2 separate regions of the Mus musculus genome follow, and region 2 is linked to region 1. The links are chromatin loops, found by intact Hi-C in ENCODE. Cell type or tissue: left cerebral cortex. All regions are shown on one strand.

Region 1 (2,500 bases):
TGCTTGGAAAGGGCAGGGCAGATGCTGTTCAGATTTCCCTATTTGGTCCTGCCAAGTCCTTCATTCTGTATCTCAAATACCCAGTCTATTTAAAACTCAGTGTCTCTTAATAGAGATTACTAATCAAGCCGATTTATGTGGTAGTTTAGGAGGTACAGTCATTCTTTTTTTTTTTTTTTTTTTTGTCATGTTGTTTCTAAAGAAACTTTAAGGCTTACAAAAGCCACAGATTGACAGCTCCACAAAATGGAAATTCACAGAACAGAAGTGTCACATACTAGGGGGATATGGCCTCCCCTTATGCTAACCTGCCAATTCGTAGTTCCAACCTGCAAGGGTCTGCCACCAAATTCAAGAGATTATTCAGTCCTTGTGCATGCTCACTCCTTTGCCAGGAAGGGGGCCAATTAGTTCTAGCTACACTGGTCATTTCACTTCTGCCTTTATTTTTTTTCTATTAGGAGCATTTTCTCTCCATAATTTGGATGATTTTGGCCCCCAGTTCTTTGGCAGGATACTATGAAATGGCTGTCAATCACTTTAAACTGCAGCCTAATGTGAAGGCGAGCCGGAGGCGAGAAGTTCAGTCATTAGCTATTGAAACCATTCAGTTCCCCATTGTACAGGGGCTTGTGCTGCTCAGAGAAACAAAATTATAGTAACAATAATGTTAAGAATTGAAGATCATATTGCAAATGTTCCTTAAAAATAACATTCAGCTCATTAGTCAGTCTGGTTAGCCTCTACTTCTAATCTTAAAAAAAAAAAAAAAGCAATGAATATTTTTTGAATATTCATAGAATATTTCAGAAAAGTTTTACATGATTTAAAATATTTCATGTTAGTCCTGACAGATTCTATTTGTTTGATATTTTGAGAAGATAAATTCTCAGTAGTTCTAATAAAAGTGCGATGTTTAAAAAAATCGAAGATATATATATATATATGCATATATATCTAAGGATTCTTAAGCTAATTAAGATATTCCATACAAACATCATGCCAGTGGTGCTAACACTGGAGCTCAAAAAGGGAGTGTGCAAGTGGAAGTAAGTTGATGTGAATACGTTCAAACTCCCATCATGTGCAGCACATGTTAAAGCAGAGTTTAACCATTCCCTGCCCTCTGGTCTCTTTTCTTTTCTGTAAAGGAAATAGAGAGAAACAGAGTCTTAGATGCCTTAAGGAAGGATTGGATATTGTGGAGGCGGAAGGATTTCATGCAAGGGAGGAAAGATCTGGAGAACAGACTTCTATTGATGAAATTTCCTTGGCCGCTATGTCTTGTGTACACACTTGGCACCAGGCTAGTGTGACAGGCATAGCTAAAATAAACATTAAGCCTTACAACAACAGTCAAGCAATATGATATAAAATTTAAGAGTGTGATACTTCGTTAAAATAATGTACATGTGAAGAAACCACATTTATTTGCACCAACTACAGAAAGTTCCAAGCTGCATTTCCTATTTAGGATCCCACGACTTAAGTTCCCTGTAGTCCACCTCTAGAGGGCAGTAAAGCAGGCGAGAGCTTGTTCTAGGAAGCTGACAAGGTGCATACTTAAATATGAGGAGCTCTTTCTTTCTTTCTTTCTTTCTTTCTCTCTCTCTCTCTCTCTCTCTCTCTCTCTCTCTCTCTCTCTCTCTTTCTCTTTAACTAATTGAATTTGCTTTTTTGACAATTTCTTATTTGTACATAGCATTTTTCTTATACCAAGCAATATTTAAAACAGTATTTTCAAGGATTTACTGAGATGCTTATCTGCAAATATCCTCAAAAGAGTTGATTCATAGAGCAAAGCCTTCCAACTTTTTGTGATATGTTGTATCATAAATATAGTGAACAACACTTTTAAAGCAATATTCAGAAAGTACGTGGGAAATCTGAGGGCAAGCCCCCTCTGAAGTACAGATACATGTTAATATAACATTTTAAAACATTCAAAGCTCAATATTGCCCATATTTACAGAAATGCCTTTATACTTAAATAAATTACTAGTAATCACTGAGAGTATCAATGTACAAAAAATAAAACTGAAATTATTTTGGTTATGTATTTGGATTGCATTTATACATAAGAAGTTTTTATTGAGTAATTTCAGTCTTTGCAAAGTTGCAAAAAATATCATTCTATGCACTCTTCCCAGGCCCGTTAATGTCAACAAATATCTGATGCCTGATCCTATATACTTACTAATATCAGGAATTTATACATTTGTATGGTAGTATTAACAAATTTACAGATCTTTTCAATGTCTCCACCTCTCCAATGAATCTCTCTGTTCCACAACCCAATCCAGTGTCTCACTTTGTGTTTACCTGGCATTTGCTCCTTTGCTCTTTCCACAGCAATCCTTCCATGACCCATTGTATATCATCTAGAGAAACTCTTGAAGATGTGAATCCTGATAGGAATTACATAAGCCACATCATACCACAACACAACAAATCAAGGGCTTGTGTTAGAAATACTTTGTTAACTGTGATCACTTTTTCA
Region 2 (2,500 bases), 300 kb after region 1:
ATCTACCTGGCTGGGCTTACTGTGTTCTTTTATCACTCCAAAGCTGTGGTCTTTAACACGTATTTTACAGAGAACATACAAGCACACATTTTATTCTGGCATATTGGGTTACTTTTGCCACCATATTGTTTATAAGGAATATCCTTATCTTTGTTGTCTTCCTGGTAAAGAAGAATGAGTAGTTGCTCTCTTAAATTTTATTTATTAACATTTTAGCAAAATTGAGAACAAGTAGGGAGTGAAACTAGCATTTGAAACTCTTAATTTCAATTGTTTCTTCCTTACCTTACAAGATACATATTTTTCTCTCTTTAGGATGTCTCTTGTCAGATTTAAGGCTTATTTAAAATGAAAAGAAAGCTGGAGCAATTTTCTTTATTCCATTTCAGTCTCCTAAGGCCTATTTCCCCCTGGTGAGCTCATAGCAACAGGGGGGTTTAAGGGAATTCAGCTTTCTGCAAATTAATGTCTCACATCATGAAAATTCAGGACTTTTTTTTTTTTATCTTGAAAAGTAATACAGTGAGTGCGAGTATTATTTCTTGCCAGCGGGTGGAAGATGAATGATTTTGTCACAGTTTTACTGCTTGATGAGCAGTGTCCTGAGGGTCAGGCTTAAGTCTGTGTCACTATGCTGCTCATTACTCTTGAGCTAAATAAGGGCTGATTGGATCTAAATTGCCTAGCACATGGGCCACAGATGAGCTCAGTGAGCAGGGGATGACCTGCTATTCAGTCTGGGAGTAACCCCGGTGTGCAAATGCAGCATTAGAACACCGTGGGAGAATGAGAGGCTACCGGCTGCTGCCAGCAAAAGAAATCGAAATGTAAAAACTCTTTGATGCTGTGATGTTAGAATTTGAAATGTAGGAAGTGACAGGTTGATGGTACTTATCAGCTTTGGCTGGATTAGAGAACAGTGTCATCTTGCTTATATAATGACAGAAGAATGAAGCGAGCAGCTAACTACTGTGCAGAGCAGAGCCACTGCTGTTGCCACAGGCAGGCATTGCTGCCTCCTACTGGCAGTTTTCCTGGAAACCAGGACAGTATAATGAAGAGAAAGCTTCCACTCCTGATTTTCAGAAATCTGCTGGTGTGCTTTTTAAGGTGGTAAAAAGCTGCTAGTAGAAGAGTATCAAAAACGGGGTGGAGAGGAGACTTAAAGTCTACTGGATACAGTAAAAGCATCAACCTGGGGAAATTGGTTGTTCTAGAGTAGTCTAGTGAATCAAGGGTTTATAAAAGGAAAGTACTCAAAATATAGGGCAGAAATCCCTCTTGCATTCACCCTAAAATATTGTTCTTTCAGGAGACCTGGGGTGGGTGGGTTGATTTTGTATTTTTTATCAATAACAGCACTTTACTAACAAATAATCCTTGGAATCTTACAGAGTACTAAGCACAGCATTAACTCAGTTTGAAATATACCTGATAAGGATTCAAAGTAAAAAAAAAAAAAATCCTCTGATTATGTAGCGTATGATGCATAAATTTATCTCTTAGGAAGGGACGGTACAGAAGACAAATGCCTCTTCTATAAGCCAAATGGTCTAAACAGCAAAACCATCAAAATCTCATACAGTGCTGCCTTCTTTAACTTTACTTCTTCAGGTGTGACTTAAAAAAACATCATTATCAGACTCAAGTTTCGTGTATTGATCCAGGAAACTGAGACTAAACTGGAAAAGCTACCTGTCACATAGGAGTTACTCTCCCTGTTTTGTTGGAGGCTATCATACTTTTCTAGTTCATTTGCATTTTAACCCAACTAGATCAAATATAACCAAATTAGTGGCTTTTAAATATACACGACCATTGACAGCTTCTAATATCAATGGCATTTTTTGGTATCATAATTATTGTGTGTGAGCGTGCGTGCGCGCACGCGCACACGCACTCGGACCTGCATATCCGTGCGGGTATGTGTATAGCCCTGAAATCATGTACTTACAAGCACCACTAAACAGACAAACCTGGTGTTATTTGTGTATTTATGTGTTTAAATCTGCATGTAGCAATATTACAGAAAAATGAGGCCATGAATTTGAAAGGGATGGAGAATCATATTACATGCTGTAGGGAGAGGACATGGGGGGGGGTTGAGGATGAACGAGAAGAGCCCATTGCTTTTTGTGAAAGTTAATGCTTTGTTTGATTTTCCAAATAAAGATGCAAAGGTGTGTGGAAAGTATTTTGTATCTAGGCATGCTCTTTCTACTGTGTAGTTACTATGTCACTCCCGGGGTGTCATTCATAAAGCATTGCAGATAAGACTTTGACATTCACTGACTTTGTTTGGGGAAGTTTTTTTTTTTTTTCCTAACATATTTTAAAATATAGGACCTTATGTGTACCTTTAAAATATTACTGGGAGCCACAATTTAATTAAACTCAAGGCTTATGTATATGCTTATATAGCTATATACATCTTATAATTTTTATTACTACATAGAAAGCATAAAGGAAAAACTTAAATTAATCTTTTAGTTTGTTTATA

The links. Peaks named below come from ENCODE experiments on the same cell type or tissue, not always from the same donor. Only the 100,000 strongest peaks of a DNase experiment are listed, where the experiment ranks them.
Region 2: it touches region 1 in a loop (2.6-fold over the local background); 3 of 42 quality-filtered maps call a loop at or near these places.

Annotation. Positions count from the first base shown.
Region 1 is chr4:24,248,262-24,250,761 of GRCm38, forward strand. The region is part of intron 1 of Gm27243 (a long non-coding RNA gene); the gene reads right to left. Among named protein-coding and RNA genes, the nearest start is that of Gm27243, 180 kb to the right of the region's middle. In left cerebral cortex, a CTCF peak has its summit at 1,498 (motif pointing right); a DNase peak (open chromatin) is centred at 1,499.
Region 2 is chr4:24,544,073-24,546,572 of GRCm38, forward strand. All of the region lies in intron 13 of Mms22l (MMS22-like, DNA repair protein), which reads left to right. Among named protein-coding and RNA genes, the nearest start is that of Mms22l, 49 kb to the left of the region's middle. In left cerebral cortex, a CTCF peak has its summit at 1,011 (motif pointing left); a DNase peak (open chromatin) is centred at 984; H3K4me3 peaks cover 455 bases; H3K27ac peaks cover 396 bases.